Linked DNA regions of Homo sapiens: region 1 is linked to region 2. A link is a loop called in an ENCODE intact Hi-C map of the cell type or tissue named here. Cell type or tissue: K562. All regions are shown on one strand. Links, peaks and the distances in the headings refer to the core of each region. The heading gives the core; the rest is flanking DNA. Region 1 has its middle 61 kb from the start of PDGFA. Region 2 holds the start of PRKAR1B-AS1 (PRKAR1B antisense RNA 1).

Region 1 (11,550 bases), core at 2,089-10,088, 140 kb before region 2:
GCGCCCGCACCAGCCATGCTCTCCTGGCAGGATGGGGTGGCTCAGGCATCCCCATGCTCTGGGTAGAAGGTCTTCCTGCCACACTGAGGCCGGCCAGCACCCTCTGCCCCTGCGCCGTGTCCACCATTGTCTGGCTGGAGCCCTGGGGAAAGGCCCCAGAGGCCTGGACTGTCCAGACCCACAGGCACAAAGCGAACTCAGGAGCAGCCCAAACCCGGAAGGAACCTGCTTTCATTCCAGCAGACACGGGCTCCGTGTGTCACGTTCAATGATAACACCTGATTGTTGATCACTGTGTCTAATGCCAGACATCGTTCTAAGGGTTTGTATCTATGAACACACTCACAGGGACCTTGAAAGAGGTTCTGTGATCTCCCCATTTCACAGATAAGAGAAATCGAGGACAGGGAGATGTACGCAGCGTCCCCAAGGTCGTGCAGCTGGTAAGGAAAGGCCCGGAATCCAACCCCGGGCAGCCCGCGCCTTCCGCCCACGTTAGGCTCCCCCACTGTTAAAATTGCACGTTTTTATTGTATGGTTTGGTCTGTTTTCATTTTGAGTTGGTTATGGAAGGCGAGGGCCTGGGGGCGGGTGGGCTAGGCACATACTCCAGGGGCCTCTGAGGTCCTGACCCAGCAGCAGGACCAGGAACCACGTCGATTCTCCAGCATCTTCCCATGGATGGGCACTCCCGGCCGGCATTGCTGTTCCCTGGAGTCAAATGATGCTTGTCCTGCATCTCCAGGCCCCACAGGTGGACGGGCCCTCCTGGGCAGCATTGCTCTTCCCTGGAGTAAAACGATGCTTGTCTTGCATCTACACGCCCCGGAGGCAAGGGCTCCTCAGGCTCTTGTGGGGAGGAAGAGGAGAATGCCACCCCCTCAGCACCCCCACCCAGCACAGGAACGCCCACCACCCTCGTGGTCCTGACGCCACTGTCCTGAGCTGCTGTGACAGGTCTGGGGAGACCCCTGGATCCTCCAGCCCTCCCCCCCCGGGTGGCGAGGGGTCTCTTGCCCACAACAGCTGAGTAAACAAGCCCAGGTTGGGCAAGAGACTCCCCAAGTGGGTGGCAGAGCCTGGTTCTGACTCTATGCAGACTCCAAGTCAGAATTCTCTCCAGGGGTCCACACGGCCACCTGAGGAAGGGGTAACAATTCCTGCACCTGACTGGGCTTTGGGCCTGCGGAGCCGATGAAGTGGGAGCTCACCAGCTGGGGTGGCCAGACCCCCACCTACATGCACGGGTCCCTCTACAGCCCTTCTTGTCACAGCTGCAGGCAGGCCTCAGTTTCCCTGTCTGTAAGAGGGAGGCGGACGTCCTGGGCAGGGTGTCCATTCCCAGGGGCTGCCCTGGGACACAGCAGCACCAGGCATCTCCCCCTGGACAGCACCCGCAGCACCCACAAAAATCTGCCGGGGGCCACCGAGCCGGGGCCGCACAGCCAGAGCAAGGAGGCCTTCCTGGTGGAGGGGGCTCGTCACCTGGCCCTCAGTGAGGTGTGGGTCTGCCGGCGTCTATCCTGAGTCCGTCCGAGCGCCGGCGTCTATCCAGAGTCCATCCGAGCGCCGGCGTCTGTCCGGAGTCCTTCGAGCGCCCGCGTCTGTCCGGAGTCCGTCCGAGCGCCCGCGTCTGTCCTGAGTCGGTCCGAGCGCCCGCGTCTGTCCTGAGTCCGTCCGAGCGCCGGCGTCTGTCCTGAGTCCGTCCGAGCGCTGGCGTCTGTCCTGACTGCATCGGAGCGCCGGCGTCTGTCCTGAGTCCGTCCGAGCACCGAGGTTACAGCCCCTGTGCTGGGGCAGAACAGCATGTCCGTTGGGCTGCAGATGGGACGGTGCCCTGGGGACCCAGGAGGGGTGGACGCCTCCACCAGGGCCTTCTCCACTGGCCCAGCCTGGGCAAGACGCGGGCCCAGGTCAGCATCCACCCTGTCCCCCGTGTGTCCTCGGGGGCCCAGTCAGCCAAGCTCTGCCTCTCCTGACCTCCACCGGCCCATGCAGGCCTCGCCCGGACAGGTGGGAAGCTCAGAAGTCAGGAGCAGTCTGAGCCCAGAGTCAGGTTCCCGCCCTGGAGCATCGCTGGGGCCCATCTCCACGTGGATACAACGGGGCAGCATCCACCTGAACCCGAGGCCATGGGCAGCTTCACAACACAGAGTTCCCACAGTGCCTGGCCCTTCCCTCCTCCCTGTGCCAGGCCTGGGCTGGACGCAGGACGTGGGGACGGCTGTGTCCGTGTCCCCGGGGAGCACAGGGGCCACTGTGAGTATCACATGCAGTCGCTACTCCCCGCTGAGCCTCCGTTTCCCCACCTCTGAGTGGGGCTCCCTCTGCCCCCCGCCCCCACGCTCACACGTGCACAGACGGGCTGGGGTCTGAGGGTGACCTTGCTTCCCCGTGGGCTCCCCCGGAAGGGGCCTTTTCCCTGGGCTGCCCGCCCGCCCGGCCGCCCACATGCCCACCAGGCAGCCGTAGGGACACTTCCTGGCCACCCGCCAGCTCCCCGACTCGCCTATGGTGATTGCTGGCGCCCGGCCAGCCGCTGTCACTGGCCCCGGGGGCCCCTCAGCATTCTTGGCTTTTGTTTCCGATGACGCTGGGTCCACTGGGAAGGGAGAGACCAGACCAGGAGGGGGTTCAGGGAGAGCCAGCGATGCGACGGCAGGACCCCCAGGCCTCCCACCCCAACGCCGGGACCCCCAGGCCTCCCACCCCAATGCCAGGACCCCAGATCTCCCACCCCAGACCTCCCACTCCAACACTGGGACCCCTGGGCCTCCCACCCCAATGCCGGGACCCCCAGATCTCCCACTCCGGACCTCCCACTCCAACGCTGGGACCCCCAGGCCTCCCACCCCAACGCCAGGACCCCAGATCTCCCACCCCAGACCTCCCACTCCAACACTGGGACCCCCAGGCCTCCCACCCCAACGCCGGGACCCCCAGGTCTCCCACTCCGGACCTCCCACTCCAACGCTGGGACCCCCAGGCCTCCCACCCCAACGCCAGGACCCCAGATCTCCCACCCCAGACCTCCCACTCCAACACTGGGACCCCCAGGCCTCCCACCCCAACGCCAGGACCCCAGATCTCCCACTCCGGACCTCCCACTCCAACGCTGGGACCCCCAGGCCTCCCACCCCAACGCCAGGACCCCAGATCTCCCACCCCAGACCTCCCACTCCAACACTGGGACCCCTGGGCCTCCCACCCCAATGCCGGGACCCCCAGATCTCCCACCCTGGACCTCCTACTCCAACACTGGGACCCCCAGGCCTCCCACCCCAACGCCAGGACCCCAGATCTCCCACCCCAGGCCTCCCACTCCAACGCTGGGACCCCTGGGCCTCCCACCCCAACGCCAGGACCCCAGATCTCCCACCCCAGGCCTCCCACTCCAACACTGGGACCCCCAGGCCTCCCACCCCAACGCCAGGACCCCAGATCTCCCACCCCAGGCCTCCCACTCCAACGCTGGGACCCCCAGGCCTCCCACCCCAACGCCAGGACCCCAGATCTCCCACCCCAGACCTCCCACTCCAACACTGGGACCCCCAGGCCTCCCACCCCAACGCCAGGACCCCAGATCTCCCACCCCAGACCTCCCACTCCAACACTGGGACCCCCAGGCCTCCCACTCCAACGCCGGGACCCCCAGGCCTCCCACCCCAACGCCAGGACCCCCAGATCTCCCACCCTGGACCTCCTACTCCAACGCTGGGACCCCCGGGCCTCCCACCCCAATGCCAGGACCCCAGATCTCCCACCCCAGACCTCCCACTCCAACACTGGGACCCCTGGGCCTCCCACCCCAACGCCGGGACCCCCAGGTCTCCCACCCCGGACCTCCCACTCCAACGCTGGGACCCCCAGGCCTCCCACCCCAACGCCAGGACCCCCGGGCCTCCCACCCCAATGCCAGGACCCCCAGGCCTCCCACCCCAATGCCGGGACCCCAGATCTCCCACCCCAGACCTCCCACTCCAACACTGGGACCCCCGGGCCTCCCACCCCAACGCCGGGACCCCCAGGTCTCCCACCCCGGACCTCCCACTCCAACGCTGGGACCCCCAGGCCTCCCACCCCAACACCAGGACCCCTGGGCCTCCCATCCCAATGCCAGGACCCCCAGGTCTCCCACCCCAATGCCGGGACCCCCAGGTCTCCCACCCCGGACCTCCCACTCCAACGCTGGGACCCCCAGGCCTCCCACCCCAACACCAGGACCCCTGGGCCTCCCATCCCAATGCCAGGACCCCCAGGTCTCCCACCCCAATGCCGGGACCCCCAGATCTCCCCTCCAGACCTCCCACCCCAACGCCGGGACCCCTAGATCTCCCACCCTGGACCTCCCACTCCAATGCTGGGACCCCCGGGCCTCCCACCCCAATGCCAGGACCCCCGGGCCTCCCACCCCAATGCCGGGACCCCCAGATCTCCCACCCCAGACCTCCCACTCCAACGCTGGGACCCCCCAGGCCTCTGGGGCCCACAGAGGAGGGGTGGCAGTGAGGGTGGGGGGCTGTGTTGATGTGCGACTTCCAGTGTGGGATGGGAGTCGTCTCCCTGAAGAGGAAGAGGGAGCACAAGGGGCCTTGGGTGCTGCTGGCGCTCCCGAGCTGAAGGCGGGCAGAATGGACTCAGCACCAGGCCTCGGGTGAGGGGCTGGGGACAGCAGTGAGGCCTTGTCCTCCCGCAGACTCCCAGGGGTGTGAGGGTGAGGTCGAGAGGGCCACAGGTCAGGGTCTGACCCTGCCCCACGGGGACATCGCTGCCTGTACGGCCCTCCCCTAGGCCCCACTGTCCACGGGGGCCCCTCTGGGTTAAGAGCAGCGACAACTGTTCCTATTCATACCGCCTGGCCTCAGGTCCACGGCTGCGGCCACAGAGCCCATCCAGGAATTCTGCTGCTCTCAGTTTACATTTAAAATAAATGTTTCCTTAACTCGCATCTCATGGCCGGCGGTGAACGGCAGGAATTGTGAGCGCACATCCCGCCCTCCCTGCTGGACACTAAGGATGGGGGTCCCCTGGACCGAGCCTGGACAGTAGGGATGGGGGTCCCCTGGGCCAAGCCCAGACAGTGGGGGCAGGGGTCCCCTGGGCTGAGCCCGGACAGTAGAGGCGGGGCTCCTGTGAGCCGAGCATGGGGGTCCCCTGGGCCGAGCCTGGACAGTGGGGACGGAGGTCCCGTGGGCCGAGCCTGGACAGTGGGGATGGGGCTTCCCTGGGTTGAGCCTGGACAGTAGGGACGGGGCTCCCGTGGGCTGAGCCTGGACAGTAGGGATGGGACTCCCATGGGCCTAGCTGTCCCCAGACACTGGAGACCTGGCTATCAAGAGGAGAGCCTGTGTGTGTGAGTGGCCACCCCCATCCACCATGACCCGGAGGCTTCCTGTGGGCTTGCTGTGCTGTGCCTCGGTTTCTCACCTGGCCAGGCACCCCGCCCCCAGACGCTGCACCCAGGGTTCCAACCAGGGCATCACCTGGTGTGGCCCAGGCCTGGCAGGGAGCAGAGGCTAGCTCAGCTGTGGTGGGGGAGTTTACAGAAGAGACTTGACGCTGCCTGGGCAGCTCGGGGAGCACCCAGGAGTGACAAGCCCAGGGCCCTGCAGCAGCAGGAAGCCATGACCTTAGTAAGAGCATCCTAGGAGAAGCATCCTGGAGACACAGGGCTACTGTGGGAAACCCAGGTGCAGAGAGAGCAGAGGAAGAAATACCCTCACCTCTCTTCCTCCCGCCTTCCAGTCTCTGACTCAGTGCTGCCATTAGCTAGTCTCAACAGGATCAGTGCTTCTCATTGGCCAGCCTCAACAGGATCAGTGCATCCCACTGGCCAGCCCCAACAGGATCAGTGCATCCCACTGGCCAGCCCCAACAGGATCAGTGCATCCCACTGGCCAGCCTCAACAGGATCAGTGCATCCCAATGTCCAGCCTCAACAGGATCAGTGATTCCCATTGGCCAGCCTCAACAGGATCAATGCATCCCACTGGCCAGCCTCAACAGGATCAGTGCATCCCACTGGCCAGCCCCAACAGGATCAGTGCATCCCACTGGCCAGCCCCAACAGGATCAGTGCATCCCACTGGCCAGCCTCAACAGGATCAGTGCATCCCAATGTCCAGCCTCAACAGGATCAGTGATTCCCATTGGCCAGCCTTAACAGGATCAATGCATCCCACTGGCCAGCCTTAACAGGATCAATGCATCCCATTGACCGACCTCAACAGGATCAGTGTCTCCCACTGGCCAGCCTCAACAGAATCAGTGCATCCCATTGGCCAGCCTCAACAGGATCAGTGCATCCCACTGGCCAGCCTCAACAGGATCAGTGATTCCCATTGGCCAGCCTCAACAGGATCAGTGCATCCCACTAGCCAGCCTCAACAGGATTAGTGCATCCCATTAGCCAGCCTCAACAGGATCAGTGCATTCCACTGGCCAGCCTTAACAGGATCAATGCATCCCATTGGCTGACCTCAACAGGATCAGTGCAGCTATTGGCCAGCCTCAATATGATCAGTGCATCCCATTGACCGACCTCAACAGGATCAGTGTCTCCCACTGGCCTGCCTCAACAGAATCAGTGCATCCCATTGGCCAGCCTCAACAGGATCACTGCATCCCACTAGCCAGCCTCAACAGTATCAGTGCATCCCATTGGCCAGCCTCAACAGGACTGGTGCCTCCCATTGGATTAAACAGGACTAGTGCCTCTCATTGGCCTCAACAGGATCAGTGCCCCCGCTTTGCTGGCCTCAACAGGAACCCAGCCCCTGTGCACACCAGCACTGGATAATAGGTCCAGGATGGCCCAAGGAGAGAAGCTGGCTCACCTGCTGGCTGACAGGTGACCCCGGACCATACTAAGCCTGCCTGTGTGCACCACAATATTCAAGAGAGAGGCTGCGACCATGCACCCACCCAGAACCCACTGGACCCCTGGGTCCCACCAGCTGCCTCCGGCACTCCTGCCCTAGGTGACTGGAGCTGTTTCCAGGGCTGAATTATTCCCAGCTGGCCTCTCCAGCTCTGAGGGTGAACCTGACTCCTCACCACCCCAAGGGAAGCCCTTCTCCCGCAGCTTCCAGGACCAGCAGCTCCCCAGAAGGCGTTGTCTCCTCTGGCTGTGGGCTCAGCCATGGTGGGGCTGGCAGAAGGAGGCGGGAGGAGTTAGCCTGAGGAAACCGCTGGGCACACTTTCATGTATGGGCCACTCCAAGGAGCTCACTGTCCTTCCAGGGCTGGAATGCTAATTACCTCCCCCGCGGGGACAGAGGAATCCTGTGAGGGGGGCCACTCCGGCCTGGAGATCTGCAGCCGCTTGGGCCCTCCCTTCTCTCAGGCCGAGAGCGCCTGTGAGGGGTGGATGGTTACAGCTCGCACGGCCGGGTGCCTGCAGGGCCGGGCTCTGCACCACCCTCTCCATCTCCAGGTCCTCACATCGCTCTGAGATCGGCCTGTCAGGCCCATTTACAGAAGGGGAAACCGAGGCTCGGGAGTCGAAATTCCGAGCTCAGGGCAGCAGAGCCAGGATTTAAACACAGGCTTCCTGACTTCTAGGCTAGGGTTTCAAGCACCTCCCACTCAAAGGGGAGGGTGATGTCAGAAACAGCCACAGGGCTGAGTCCACACAGATCCCCGGAGGCCGGGAATTATGCCCTGACCCCAACAGCCATCTCCCGGCTGGCCGAGGGGAAGTTTGCTGAAATTTCAAGAGCTGCACTTCCAAGCCCAGCAAACACCAGGGCCAACCGTGTGTCCCACGGGGTGCTGGGGTGTCGGGACACAGGGAGTCAGACAGGTCCTCTGTCCACTGAGACCTCTCAGCCTAGTCAGAAAGATACAGAGTGGGTGGGTGGTTCCAAGGCATGGATCTGGCCTGTAAAACTGGATGGGTGGGGACAAAGCACCTGTGAGGGTGGGGAGCTTCAAGGACAGCTTGATCAAGGAGCTGCTGCCAGAGCTGGGTTTTGAAGACTGAATAGGAGTTTTCTACTGGGGAAGAGCATTGCATGTGGAGAAGGCTATGTGCAAAGTGTGAAAGAGCGTGCAGAAACCCATGCACATCATGAGCCAATTCTCAAGCTCCTCATCACCAGCAGGGCAGCCCAGAGGGAGCCCCACGTGGGCAGCAGCAGAGGGAGGACCCCACTGTCCTGGCTCCAGTTCCCAGTTTCTCCTCTGCCCTGCGGCCCCCTGTCTGTTTCCAAATTTCCCCTTCAATGCCGCTAGCTGGGAACCGGAGGTAGCACTGGGCAGGCACCCTCCCAGCGGGGGCACGAGCTCCTCCAGCCAAGACACCAGGCACTTCCTGACTCTGGGCTCGAACGGGGGGCACCGAGGGGGCGGCATTCCAGATGGCATTCCAACTCCTCCTCAACAATCTGTCCATTTCCTGCCTGGCTGCAAATTTCAACATTTCCTCCCCAGGCCACCTCCGGTCTCTGCCCGCCGCCTGCCCTGTGCTGACCGGAGGACAGAGGACGTCCCTTGTCCTGCCAGCTCAGCATGGACCCAGCCCTGCCCTTGCTTGAGCCAAGAGGCCCAAGGGTGAGGAAGCGGGGCAGAGCCGGGGTCGGGGGGGATCTCGGGGTCCAGCCCCCATGATACCACTAACCTCATCTGTGCGCCTAACCTCAGTGGGCACATATGCAGCGCCTTCCATGTGCCAGCCCCTCTCAGACATGAGACACGGCCCAGGGGAGGACATGGCACACGGGGTCTCCCTGCTGATACTTGGGGCGCAGGCATTCCCTGCGGGGAGCTGGACCCACACATGGGAAAGGGACTCCAGGAAGGGGAGCGTGTGAGCAAAGGCCTGGAGCCGGGACCAGCCCAGACGGGAGGCACTGGCCCATTCCAGGTCCCCGCACCCGGAGGCCGGCTCCCCAGCAGCTGACTGACCTGAGCAGATCCTGGGAGAGGCTGGCAGTGGGCAGAAACTCAGCAGAGGACAACTTTGTTTCTTTGCAGGACACCCTCCCTAGGTTTGGGGATGTCCTGCCTAATGACAGCGGGGATCCCCAAGATGCAGTGAGGGCTTCCCCAGCCTCCCTCACACTAAAGAGGTGGCTCCTTCCAGCACTTCCAATCAGACAGGTTCTTATGGGGAGGTGGGTACAGGAGCCTTGTTCTGGGGAAGGCTGCGGCCCAAGGCCCCCTCCCGAGGTCTGCGGGCATGTCCAGGCTGGGCGCCGGCTGTGGGCTGTGGGCTGTGGCCCTGTGGCCTAGGGAGCCCCCGGCAGGGTGCCTAGGGTTTGTTCAAGCCCTATCCGGAGAGTCCAGGGCCCACCCTCAATCTTTGTTTTTTTGGCTTAAAGTAGCTGGAGTCTGTCTGCTGCTAGGAGCCGAGAGCGCCGCCCGCAGTGGGACGGAGCCGGCCCCACAGCTCCGTGCACTCGCGACGTGCGGCGGACGGCGGTGGCTGTGGGTGGTGCTCACCTGACCCAGGGGCCTTCCTGGCCTGCCGTGGCCCGGAAGGACCCTTCGTGATGTCCGATGAGGCGGACGGTTCTGCCCTTGAGTGCAGGAGCCCAGCCGGGCTTCCGGGGATGGGCGAGAGAGCCCCGGCCGCCCACCCCTCCAGGAGCACACTAAGGCCTGGGGGCTTCCCGGGGGGGAGGGCGGACCTGGCTCTTGAGAAACACAACTGACGGCTCCTGCGGCCCGAGACCTGGGCCGGAGCCCCCACCTCCTTGGCGCGGTTCCCAAAGCCGCGTCCCGTGAGTCCCACGAGCTGGAGGAATAGCCATCAGGGGAGGCACCCCCTGGCCTGGCCCTGATACAGCGGGGTCGTGGGTGCTCTGGCGGGACGGCCCCCAGGCAGCCCCGGGCCAGGCCAGCCCAGAAGGGCCTAGGAGGCAGCCGCGTGGTTAAAGTGGGGGTGCTGTTTTTGTTGCGGGATGTCTGTGGGTTTGAACCCCCTTGCCCTCATCACACTGGTGGTGTGAGCCTTGCTCGGAAAGCTGGATTTGAACGTCGTCTGGGTTTGGCGTTGGCCCTCAGGGCCCGGCGTCCTTCCCCGGCGCTGGGACCCAGCCTCCGGGGAGCCGTGAAGCCCTGCCGTCTTGTGGCTCCAAAGCCGGTCCACCAATGACCTCGTGCCAGCGGCATCACGACGCTGCCTCACACCGCACAAGACTCGCCGGGAAGATGCGAGACCCATGACAGAGCCCAGAAAGGCGACGGGGTGGCCCAAGGTCACACCCACGCCAGGCCCAGCACTCTGCTCTTCCCGCTCACCCACTCGGCCGGGCCTGTGCCCTCCCGCCCGGCCAAGTGGGGGCTCCAGGAAGGGCAGCGAGTGCCCCGCGGCCCCGGCCCCACTGCGGGCGGCCGGAACACAGAGGGCGGTGAGGAAGGAGGCGTTCCCTGCCGGGTGCCCTCCAGCAGGATTCGCGAACCCAGGGGAGCGAGCGGGAGGATTTTCCATGTGAGGCCGGCTTCCTGGGGCGAGGCCCACCCGGCGCCAGCGTGGAGAGAGGAGAGGAGCAAAGCGCCTCGACACATTCTCCCTCGGTGATTTAATGGCCGGAGCATTCGTGCGATATTTATGCAGTAAATCCTTCCACTGGGGGGTTTCACTGTGTCACGGGAGGCTCCTCCCAGCCCGTCCCCATCCCGTCCCCCCCAAAAAAAGAATCCTGAGAAAATCTCATTTCACAGTTTCCCATCGAGCCAGGTGCACAGCAGCTGCGGTGGGCATGGCGGGCGCGGGTCCTGGGGAACACCCTCTGCTGGCGTCCGCAGCCCGGGAGGGAGCGTGAAGTGGAGGATCTCGGCAGGCGTGGCTGTGTCCAGGCAGGCGGGTGCTGCCGCGTCCCCGGCTGCAGGGTCTTGGTTCCCCGGAGCCACAGGACGGCAGGGCTTCACGGCTCCCCGGAGGCTGGGTCCCAGCGCTGGGGAAGGACACCGGGCCCTGAGGGCCAACGCCAAACCCAGACGACGTTCAAATCCAGCTTTCCGAGCAAGGCTCACACCACCAGGAAAGCCGATACACTTTCTAAACTCCACTTCTGAGTTGAATATTCGAAATAGGCTCTTAAAGCAAATGTTGGCCCCCACGTCAGAGTCAACCATGTTCATCGGATGCCTCCAGCCCCACCAAACAGTCCACCTTCACCCCACCCTGCCCTGGAAAGTACACCAAAGTGCCCCTGGTACTGTGGGGTTGTGGGGGGCAGGGTGGCACCCGCAAGCGTCTTCTTCAAAAACAGCTGCAAATCCGAGCTGAACCTGCCCCAGCCACGCTGCCGAGCTGAGCACTAGGAGCTGGGCTTGAAGCCACCAGGAGGGGCCCATCCCCAAAAGGACAGCCAAGCCCTCAGCAGCACAGAGCGGACGTCTCTGGGGTGGTCGCCACATACGGGGCTCACCCCACCCTGTGCAGTAGGAATGACCATGTCCTAGACAGATGGAGGCTCGGAGCCTGGGAAGCTGTGGAATTTGCCCAGGGCCCCCAATCAGAAATGGAGAGACAGGGCCCCGAACCAAGCCACTCCCTCTGCCCCAGCACTCCTGCCTGCCCTGGCGCCTTGGGGCTGCCCT
Region 2 (11,550 bases), core at 999-8,998:
AGAACTGGTCGACCACGAACTTTCGGAGGCACAGGGGCGACTGCTGTGCAAAGGCAGACTCTGCCTGGCGGGGATGTGGGGATCATCTCCACCTGGCCCACCAGGCTCCCCAGTTCCTGGAGGGAGGCTGGAGCAGGATTACGGGGCAGAAGAAACACCAGCTTCCCCCCAGTGATCCCCTCCAGGAATCAGAAGACGGCCGTCCTTCCACGGAGCCAGAGAGTACCCACCCGCGCGTGCAGGGATACGTGGAGGAGGCAGCAACTCCAGCGTTTTAGGGGCGAGGGGACCTCAGAGAATGCCCTCCAGAACCTCTGCCTCTTGCTTCTCAAAGGGGACCCAGAGCTAGGGGAGGACTGGCGATGAAGCCGGGGGAAGGGCCTGCGATGGCCGGGGCACAGCCTGGCCTGCGGGCGATGAAGCTGGAGAGGGCCTGCAATGGCCTGGGCACAGCCTGGCCTTCCGCCTCGCAGTGGACACTCCCACTTTGCCTAAGGTTTTGTCAAAACCAGTTTATGGAGGCAGAACTTGCAAATAGGAACGTGCCCAACTCTTGCAGCACAGTGAGTTTCACATCGCTCAGATCGGGGCCTCACAAACTCCCAGGGGACTCTTCCCCAGAGGGATCCGGAGCTCACCCTGTGGGTCTCACCGTGTCTATCCACGCTGCAGGTGACGGACTCCAGGGTCCACAGCACGTCGTGCTGCCAGGAGCATCCCTGTACGTGACATGCACGCCTGGGGTGGCAGTCGCCACTGGCACAGCTTCAGGAGGCATTCTGCACTAAACACCATCACCCTCCAGCACCCTCCAGACTAAACACCATCACCCTCCCTCCAGCACCCTCCGCACTAAACACCATCACCCTCCAGCACCCTCCACACTAAACACCATCACCCTCCCTCCAGCACCCTCCACACTAAACACCATCGCCCTCCCTCCAGCACCCTCCACACTAAACACCATCGCCCTCACTCCAGCACCCTCCGCTCTAAACACCATCGCCCTCCCTCCAGCACCCTCCACACTAAACACCATCACCCTCCCTCCAGCACCCTCCACACTAAACACCATCACCCTCCAGCACCCTCCACACTAAATACCATCACCCTCCCTCCAGCACCCTCCACACTAAACACCATCACCCTCCAGCACCCTCCACACTAAACACCATCACCCTCCAGCACCCTCCACACTAGATACCATCACCCTCCAGCACCCTCCGCACCAAACACCATCACCCTCCACACTAAACATCATCACCCTCCCTCCAGCACCCTCCGCACTAAACACTATCACCCTCCCTCCAGCACCCTCTGCACTTCTGTTCCGATGCAGGGGCCTCTTGCTGAGCCACGAAAGCAGTGTGGACTCAGAAGATGTGAATCTGAGGTCGGGAGGGGTTTGCTTGACATGGGAGAGCCAGGGAGGCGGGTAACATCTTGTGCCCAAGGAGGTGAGTGAGCCTCTTGGCCCCTTCAGGGAATGAGGACACCACCCCCTCGAATGGCTGCCCAGGCAAGTGGCAGGACATCCCCCTGCCTTGGCAAAGAGGATGGGGGCTCTGGGAGCAGAGAAGGGTGAGTCTCCACAGAGCCAGCCCGGGACGGCCGCACCTCCCAGCTTTCTGGGATTCTGTCTCAAAGCGGGGATCCGTGGCTGCTGCCGCTGCAGGCAGGACCCAGGGAAGCTGGACCAGGACGCGCTGCCCATGAGGCCTGGAGAAGCCCAAGGCCTCCGAGAGCTCCCTCCGCAGCCTCAGAGGAAGCCATTGTGCGGGTCCCACAGACGGCCAGGGCCACACTGTGCTCGGCCGCCCGGAGGACAAAGGGGCCATCCTTCTCAGGACACTGGCCACTGTCACCACTCCCGGCGCAGTGCGGGCCCCACCCCAGCTGGTACGCAAAGGGGCTACTTCTTGTTGTGTTTCATTTTTTTGTTTTCTCTCTTTTTTTTTTTTGAGATGGAGTTTCGCTCTTGTTCCTCAGGCTGGAGTGCAATGGTGCGATCTCGGCTCACCGCAACCTCTGCCTCCCAGGTTCAAGCGATTCTCCCGCCTCAGCCTCCCGGATTACAGGCAACTGCCACCACGCCCGGCTAATTTTGTATTTTTAGTAGAGACGGGGTTTCTCCATGTTGGTCAGGCTGGTCTCAAACTCCTGACCTCAGGTGATCCACCCACCTCGGCCTCCCAAAGTGCTGGGATTACAGGCGTGAGCCACCACGCCCAGCTTCTCTTCTTTTAAAAGAAAAAACAATGGGGGTCCCCCGCGGGGCAGCATTTACACCCCACCATCACTGCAGCTTCTCTGGCGCCGAGCTCACACCTGGCTCTGCCCTGCCCCCTGCCCACCTTCACTCGCTCACCCTCTGTGTTTAGAAGTCAATGGTGGGACAGAGGTGCCAGGAGCTGGGGGAGGCACATGGGCAGGCCCCCCATTCACCTTCACTCGCTCACCCTCTGTGTTTAGAAGTCAATGGTGGGACAGGGGTGCCAGGAGCTGGGGGAGGCACACGGGCAGGCCCCCCATTCACCTTCACTCGCTCACCCTCTGTGTTTAGAAGTCAATGGTGGGACAGGGGTGCCAAGAGCTGGGGGAGGCGCACGGGCAGGCCCCCCATTCACCTTCACTCGCTCACCCTCTGTGTTTAGAAGTCAATGGTGGGACAGGGGTGCCAGGAGCTGGGGGAGGCGCATGGGCAGGGAGTGTGTAATGTGGACAGAGCTTCAGTTTAAGAAGACAAGAACATTTGGGAAATGGACAGTGGTGACGGTTGTAAAACAACGTGAATATTCTTAATGCCACCGAACTGCACAAAATGGTTAGAATGGTCAGTGTGGTGTGTCTTTTACTACAATTAAAGTAGGGCCGAGGGCAGTGGCTCATACCTGTCATCACAGCACTTTGGGAAGCCCAGGCGGGAGGATTGCTTGAAGCCAGGAGTCTGAGACCAGCCTGGGCAACACAGCAAGACCCCGTCTCTATGAAAAACTTTAAAATTAGCTGGACGTGGTGGTGCACAGTGGTAGTCCCAGCTTCTCGGGAGGATCGCTTGAGCCCAGGAGTTCAAGGCTGCAATGAGCTATGATCACGCCACCGCACTCCCAGCCTGGGCGACAGAGCGAGACCCCATCTCAAAAAATTAAAAAACGAATTTTAAAAACACACAGAACACAAGACACAACCTGAATAACATCTGATCAGATCACCAAGCTGAGGCGCCCTGCTCCGGGGTACACCCAGCTGCCTGGCGGTGCTCCCCAGCCCCCCAGAAAGAGCTCTTCCCCCAGACGTGTTGTGTGAAACCGAGGGAAGCCCGGAACGGCCAGCGTCAGTGGGGACGTCGTGATGCCTGGGACGGGGAGCAAAAAGAGGGAGTCGGGATAACGGGCCCAAAAACAATCAGGGGAAGAGTCGAGCCCCAAACAGGGCTTGGAAGGGAGCTACGTTCCCAGGCCTGCAAAGTCAGCAGCTGAGTGTCCTTTTAAATAGAAATGCTATGTTCCATGAATAAAATACATTGGAAGATATTTTTATACTTAGAAAAATGGATTATAGCTCTTGGCAACACACGGACGGCAGCAGGCACTTTCGGAGTCTCTGGAAAACCGTAATTCAAACTGAACCTGGTGCTCTTGGCATTTTGTCACCTGGCCGTCCCCCTGGACGCTGCTGGTCAGAGGGCAGCGTCCACCCTGCAGAAGTGGGTGACGTCCACCTCCAAGCTCTGCTGGCTTAAAGGGCCAGGGCCAGGTCCTTGAGGGGACGGCTTCCTGATGGGCCTCCGGCACTTGGCCAGCGCAGTTAAATACCCACGGCAAACGGCCGTCCCTTCCCGCCACGCAGAATAAAACCAGGGAAAACCGCTAGCCTCAGAAACCCACTCGGACCCTGGGTAGCCGTAGTCCTGCAGCCCCGAACCCAGGGTACATCCATCCCATTGCCCCAGGGAGGCGATTTACAGAAACCAGCAAACAACATGCAGCACCCAGGGTTCACACAGCAGCTGGATGGGGCTGCCTGGGGCTGCCATGCGGCCGTTCCCCCGGGTGCTGTAATAACAGTAATTATTATAATACATATGCCCATAACTCACCCGGGCTACCCAACATGCCACTTTTTCATTCCAGATTCCTTACTGAGCATCCTTTGATTCCCTTAAATGTGGCCTTCACCCACACGGGCCCTGCGGATTTACCCTGCATGCGAAGGGCCTCCCACATCACAGGAGGGCCCCTGCAGGCAGCTCCTGCGCCCGGCCCCGCCCGGCCCCGCCGGGCACTCCCTGACGCCCACCCCTGCCCTGGCTGGAAAATCTGAAGTTGATGGAGGTGCTTGGTGTTCGTGCACAGCCGCCTGGGACTCACGGGACAGCCCCATAAGTCACAGCCGGTTCCCGCAGGGGGCCCGGCCATCCCACGTGAGCCTGTAGCCAGGAAGTGGGCATCCACCCACGGGGCTCAGACATCCTGGCTCTGGAGGGCCGGGTCCAGCAGAGGCCTTAAAGCTGCCTTTGTGCCTGACCCGGGGGGGCTGGGGAGGGGTAGGGACGGGCAGGGGGAGGCGCAGGGACGGGCAGGGGGATGGGGAGGGGGAAGGGGAGGGATTTGCCAGGACAATATATTTGGGGAACTCCAGTTACACGAGGGTGACCTCACTCTTTCCTTTCTCAAAATTGCCTCCCAACGTCCCCGGGCCTGGCGAGAAGCCAGGCAGGACGCCACGACGCGTCGTGTCTGAGAGAAAACCGTCTCCCCTCCACTCAGGCTTCAGCCCCGACCCCACGCTAACTGGGCCAGGGCAGGGGCTGGGCTGGGAGGGGACCCAGTGAGCTCAGGGCTGGAGGAAACGGTCCCTGCTTTGAAGTGGCTCCGGCACCGGCCTCTCCCACCACCCTGTCATGTATGAAGGAGTTACAGACGGCGGCGGGGGGAGGGGGGGTCTGTCCTGCTGGAAGGACGGAGGGAAGGGAGATGCCTCACTGAGTCCAGAGGTCGAGGGGTGGGTGGGGATTCTGCGAGGATGAGGAGGAGGAGGAGGAGGTCCCGCCAAGGTCAGCCGGGGCAGCAACACCTCCCGGCCCCTTTGCCGAGGTCCTGGCCCAGGTGGGGCTCCCGGGAGCCTGGAGGCCAACGGCGGAAAGACAGGGACCTGATCCCTCCAGCAGTCCCAGCCGCCGGCCCCTCACACCCTCACCTCTCCCAGGAAGTCCTCAGCATGCTGCCGGCTGGGGCCTGGCGCTGGGGCAGGAGGGTGGCCACCCGCGCTGAAGATGAGGACAAGCCCGGGGCGTGGGTGGTGGGCGTTTCCTCTGTGGGGTGGACGAGGCTCTTGCGGTGCGTGTGTTGGGGACATGAGACGGGGCGGGGCAGCTGCCAGGCGGCCAATGGCTTCCACACCAGGGGCCAAGAGCAGAACCCCAGGAGGGTTATCTCAGTCTTCCCGGCAGCAGTGAGCTCTGTTCGTTTTTCTGAGTAATATGGAAATGGCACGGCTCAGCCACACAAGGGCCTGGGCAAAGGTCACGGCCAGCAAAGAACACAGCCTGGGTCCTCTGAGTCCCGAGTCCACGCGATCCTGACCCGTCCACCACCCTCCTCGAGACACGACAAGTTAGGCGGGAACATAACCTGGGAGCCCCATGTCGGTTTCAGGCTCCACAAGGGATCTCTGGGTAAAGGGTTTGTCTCTTCCACATCTGTTCATTTAGGAGAAGCAAAGAACATGGAAAGCAGAATTCCTGGGGGTGGCCTCAACCCCAAGCCCTGCCGATGCAAACCGGCACCTTGAAGATGCCTTTGGAATTTAACTGGAAGATTTGAATGACATGGGCAGACACAGAAGAGGGAGAAGCATTCCACAGGGGAGGAAAGGCCTCAGTGGGGACCTATGGAGCTCCCAGGCCCACCGCAGGGAGGCAGGTCCTCGGTCATCTGCGGAGGTCAGTATCTATCAAAGCCCAGCCGCAGATAGATGAGCTGGGCCTGGCGGGGTCTTGTAGGATGTGTAGGAGTTTGTGAGGCAGAGCAGGAATGAAAGCAGAGGGGACAGGAGGGGCAGAACCAGAGTCAGGACATTCATTGGCTAATTTCCTGTTCTTGGTCCCTCTCCCCCATTAAGCCACAACCTCCCCCACACCAGAGCAGGCACCAGGTCCTCCTCGTCACAAGTGCCAGGCATAAAGCAGGCACTCAATAAACATCCAGGAAGGAGACGGCAGGGGAGGAGGCGACATGATGACTCCAGGACCCAGAGTGGAGGTGATGGGGGAGGAGGTGACACCAGGACCCAGAGTGGAGAGGGCAGGGGAGGAGGTGACACGGTGACACCAGGACCCAGAGTGGAGGGGATGGGGGAGGAGGTGACACCAGGATCCAGAGTGGAGAGGGTGGGGGAGGAGGTGACACCAGGACCCAGAGTGGAGGGGATGGGGGAGGAGGTGACACCAGGACCCAGAGTGGAGAGGGCGGGGGAGGAGGTGACATGGTGACACCAGGACCCAGAATGGACAGGGCGGGGGAGGAGGTGACACGGTGACACCAGGACCCAGAGTGTGAACTAGAAGAGGGGCTATAAGTAGTAGCATGAGATTTGGGGCTGGGATAAAGCGGTGGGTCCAGTCAGGAAGCTGCCCATCCCATACCTCCCGCAGAGGTGGCTCTGCCTTCAGCACTGCTGACCACTGGGCAGGCCTGGGCTGCCAGGGTCTCTCTGGGATCAGCCCTGCCCCATCTGCTGGGGGCTGAGCCCCATTCCCTGCAGCCCCCCATCAGGCCCTGGTGTCTGGATACCAGGCACAACGGGGCCACCTCCTGGGACGGGCCCAGGCCCCAAGACGATGCCCGGCTGGGATGCTGGCCGCATCCTCCTCTGTCTTCTCTATTTCCTGGGCTAGGCTTTTTTTAAACTCGAAGCAAAGCCAGCAGGAGATGACTCTGCGGCCTGGCAGCTGAGCCCAGGGTTGACCCGCCAGTGCCGCCCTCCAGCCTTCCCCCTCCACACTTCCTCTGAGGCCGGGCAGTACCCGGGACCTTTGGCACCTGCCTCAGTTTCCATCTCTAGGGGAGACAGGAGCACCCCCACTCCCTGACACAAAGGTCTGCCCCAGAGGCCCTGTCTAGGGGCCCAGCCCGTGGGTTCCGGCTCAGGACAGAGCACACCAGGGAGAAGAGAAACTGGCTCTTTCTCCGCCTGCGCGGGCCAGGCCCGAGGCACGTGCCCCCCACGGGGAGGCGGGACCCCTGAGTCATTTCCTGTGCTATCAGCTCCGGAAGCAGAGTGGGCCTGCTCAGGTTCCCAGAAACACAGCGCGATGGGGGACAGACTCCGCGGCTGCCACGGAAACAAATGAGTAAATGCCCTCCCCAGAATAGCGTGGCCGGGACAGAGGCACAGCCACCGGAGGCCAGACCTCGAAATAGCTCGTGCTGGGCAGCCGGGGGTGGCGTTGCCTGCACGGAAGAGTGCGGAGGCCACCTCCTGGGGCAGGTGGACAAGGAGAAGGGCAGGCGGACAAGGAGAAGGGCAGGCAGGCATCCCAGACCCAGAGAAGACTCAGCCAGCCTGGGAAGCAGTGACCGTCTCGGGTAGCAGAATCCCCAAAGCGTCCTGCACTGTGGGGGCTTCCAGTCTGTGTGCAGAAAGGCCGTAAAGAGACGGTCTCATGAGATGTCATCACCACGAGCCGCAGAGGGTCCTACGAGGGAGGCGTGGGACATGTCTGCTGATGCCCACTGGGAAGTGACATTTAGCAGAGAGCAGAAGGAGAAGCAGGAGCTAACGGGGTTCCCGGCAGAGCAGGGGACACACACCAAGGCCCTGGGGCCGCCAGTGCAGGCGGATTCCAGGAACCGAGGGAGGATGATGTCACTGAGGTCCTTCCCGCTGACTCCGCAGGGGCTCGGGCCTGATTCAAAGGGAAACAAACTCCTAGCGGGCGTTTTCCCAGAGGCTGCACCATCAGCTCCGCACCAGCAAGGTCAGGCTGCCGTGCGGGGGGCGGCCTGCAGAACAGGAGCCCAGCGGGGGATGAGGGGGCCTCAAAGCCTTCACACCAGAGCACCCAGGCTCTAAACCGGACGGCAGAAGAGATGGGAGCCAGAGGCTCTGGGCAAGACTGGGCTGCGGGGCCAGGGGTGATGTCATGTGCCGTGTGTATGTGTTTATTTACTTAGTTTTATACATATATGTATCTATTTTATACATACACATACACATGGCCTGGCCATCGGGCACGAGACGGGGTCTCCAGCGGAGGGGAAGCTTCTCCTTCCAAAACAGTGGGAGCATCTCATAAAAGATGCTCTTGAGACAAGCGTGGGAAGATGACACAGTGAGACCCGACTCACGGCTGGGACGTTCCAAGCTGGGAGCCAAACGCAGGCGCAAAAGGCAGCCGTTGTTTGATCGTGAAGTCGTCGGTCCTAGGGGGTCTCTAAGCACGTCGCTCTCCCACCCACTTTGAGATGTTAACATCCCATGTGGTGGGTGAGCCTGGTGTATTCATCGGCCTCGGATCTGGAGACGGCGCTGGGTCAAACAGAACCGCCCTGGCCAGCCCCAGCAGTCGCAGCCCGGGGGCAAGCGGAAGACAGCGGCCCTGGAAAACCTGAGGCCGCTGCCGGCACCTGCCAGCATCACCCTTGTTTCCCTCTGCACTTTCTCATATTCCCATATTCTCTTCCAAGAGATAGCAGTTGCATTTCTGGATTAAAACACTAGGAATACGGCACTCAGCGCAGTGTTTGTTGGGGGCCTGGTGCTGCCTGGAGGGCAAGTCTTCACACCGGACATGCAAAGACGCGCTATTTTCCAAAGACAAGTTAGCGACACTCACATCCACTTCCCCTTGATCAACGACATAGAAGTTGTCTCCTTCATTCCCTGTAACAAAAGAAGAAAGTCAACAGATACAAAGTACATCCAGACATACAAGTTACAGTTTCTCTTGCAAACGACTTTCGCAACACTGTTGCAGAGACCCTCGAAGCAACATCCTGGGTGCTACCAATTCTTTTTAATGACAAGATTATACAAACATTGAGATAACTTGTTAAAGAGCCTGTTCTTAAGTTTCATTAGTGAACTTTCTCTAAACAATGAGAGGTGTTTTTCTTTTTGTTTGTTTTTTGTTTTTTTTGAGACGGAGTCAGGCTCTCGGCTCACTGCAACCTCCACCTCCCAGGTTCAAGCGATTCTCCTGCCTCAGCCTCTGGAGTACCTGGGATTACAGGCACCTGCCACCACGCCCAGCTAATTTTTTTGTAGTTTTAGTAGAGATGGAGTTTCACCATGTTGGCCAGGCTGGTTTCAAACTCCTGACCTCAGGTGATCCACCCGCCTCGGCCTCCCAAAGTGCTGGGATTACAGGCGTGAGCCACCGCGCCCGGCCTCACAATGAGAATTTTATGCGTGTGTGTGTGTGTGTGTGTGTGTGTGTATAATTTTATATTACTTTAGTTTTATACATATGTATATATTTTATATTTACTTAGTTTTATACATATATGTATCTATTTTATACACACACATATGTATATATGTGTACATATATGTATACATGTACACACATATGTGTGCACATATACGTGCATATATATGTAGACATATATGCATATTATATGTGTGTATGTATGTACAAGTCTATATATATCCTTTTGAAATTTGAGACAGAGTCTTACTGTATCACCTAGGCTAGAGTGCAATGGCGTGATCTCAGCCCACTGCAACCTCCGCCTCCCAGGTTCAAGCGATTCTCCTGCCTCAGCCTCTGGAGCAGCTGGGATTACAGGCACCCGCCACCACACCCAGCTAATTTTTATTTTTAGTAGAGACAGGGTTTCACCATGCTGGTCACCTGGACCACCAGGCTGGTCTCGAACCCCTGACCTCAGGTGATCTGCCCACCTCAGCCTCCCAAAGTGCTGGGATTACAGGCGTGGGCCATCGTGCCTGCCCTTATGCTATTTTTTTTTTAAGTGCATAGTCCATTTTTCCCCTCTGGACTTTGGCTCCGAGGAGCAGGCAGAACGTACCTTGCTGTATAACAGTCTCCCCAGCGATGTGAGTGACAGGGAACATGGCATCGAATATGTCACTGAAAAGCAAAACACGCCAAATTAGGGCTGCAGGCAGCACAGGGACATTTAAACCCTTCCTCCCCTCATTTCACAGTCTTGTGTAAATCGCTTCACAGTCATTGGGGAAAATGAGAAAATCCATGAGAGTTCAAAGAAGAAAATTGAAATCCTTCATGACCCGAAGGCCAGAGATGGCACCGCCAGCCCTGGGCACACAACCTCCCAGCCCCATTTCTGTTCTGTGCACAGACGCAGTTTGCTGTTTTGGTTTTTACAAAAATGGGGTCATGCCATACATGCATTTTGAACTCCATTTAGAAAAACAAAAGTAACAATAGATTGTGAACATTCTCCCATCGGTAAATACAATTCTACTAGAATACAACCAGCAATCTTGATGACATGTTTTCTGCATTGTTTTCCTTTCAGGGAGAACACTTTCAGTCGAAGGAGCCTGGGACCCTTGACACAGAAGTGACATGTGCATTCGGAACCTCTCTGTGGAAAACACAGACCCTTCATGACACGCAAACTCGAAGCCGGTGAGGCCGAGTCTCAGGGCTGCGCCAACCAGGAAGCCTGGCTGTCCAATGTTCCAAATCTGGATGTGAAATGGACCATGCAGACAGGACCCAAGGGGCATGGGGGAGCTGGCAGAGGCACCCGGGACAAGTGGGGAAGCACCTGTCGGCCAGGAAGGTAGAGAGGCACCTACCCCAGAACACGGTGCCAGCGTCACACTCTTATTAACAGATGCAATAACCACCTTCGGAGACCAGACCCCTCAAAGAGCACTCAGCCCACAATGTGACGCAGAGAAACCAGAGACCCAGGCAGGGAGTGCACCCACGGGGACACTCCGAGGGTGGCCTCCTGCCTGCCCTGATTACTTAAAAAGGAGATTCTTGGAAACCTTTGCGGGCCCACAGGTGCACCCTGACTCCCAGGGATGGGGGCTGAGCCACCCAGGAAACAAATATGAAATCAAAGATCCAGACAGCCCTGACCCTCCTGATTCCAGGGTCCATAAATAAGTCATTCTTAAAATAGTGGTTGTTTTCTCTCTATTTAAGAAGTGCTTCTTTTTTGAGTCCTTGTTCCCAACTTCCCTGGCAACTCAGTTTCCTGTTTCCTCCGGGAGGAAGGCAGAACTGCAGGAGAGGTCAGTGTGTGGCAGGGCTGTAGGGAGGGCTGGGGGGCCTCCACTGTCCTCCCACCTGGGGAGGGATCAGTGTGTGGCAGGGTTGTAGGGAGGGCTGGGGGGCCTCCACCGTCCTCCCACCTGGGGAGGGGTCAGTGTGTGGCAGGGCTGTAGGGAAGGCTGGGGGGCCTCCACTGTCCTCCCACCTGGGGAGGGGTCAGTGTGTGGCAGGGCTGTAGGGAGGGCCGGGGGGCCTCCACTGTCCTCCCACCTGGGGAGGGGTCAGTGTGTGGCAGGGCTGTAGGGAAGGCCGGGGGGCCTCCACTG

Evidence for each region. Peaks named below come from ENCODE experiments on the same cell type or tissue, not always from the same donor. Only the 100,000 strongest peaks of a DNase experiment are listed, where the experiment ranks them.
Region 1: it touches region 2 in a loop (2.0-fold over the local background); 5 of 110 quality-filtered maps call a loop at or near these places.

The regions. Positions count from the first base shown.
Region 1 is chr7:453,291-464,840 of GRCh38, forward strand. No RefSeq gene overlaps it. Among named protein-coding and RNA genes, the nearest start is that of PDGFA, 61 kb to the right of the region's middle. RefSeq lists enhancers at 6,390-7,117, 7,118-7,845. In K562, for the core only: no CTCF peak of the experiment used is centred there; DNase peaks (open chromatin) are centred at 2,541, 6,591 and 7,646; H3K27me3 peaks cover 716 bases.
Region 2 is chr7:597,354-608,903 of GRCh38, forward strand. PRKAR1B (protein kinase cAMP-dependent type I regulatory subunit beta) reads right to left here. Exons shown (of 11, transcript NM_001164760.2): 5 at 10,038-10,099; 6 at 8,840-8,886. PRKAR1B-AS1 (PRKAR1B antisense RNA 1) reads left to right here and starts at 5,492. Exons shown (of 2, transcript NR_110054.1): 1 at 5,492-5,944; 2 at 10,512-11,149. RefSeq lists silencers at 4,180-4,289, 5,030-5,089 and enhancers at 6,185-6,234, 6,295-6,980, 6,915-7,024, 7,295-7,654. In K562, for the core only: a CTCF peak has its summit at 5,127; DNase peaks (open chromatin) are centred at 5,258, 6,368, 7,268, 7,868 and 2 weaker places; H3K4me3 peaks cover 3,417 bases.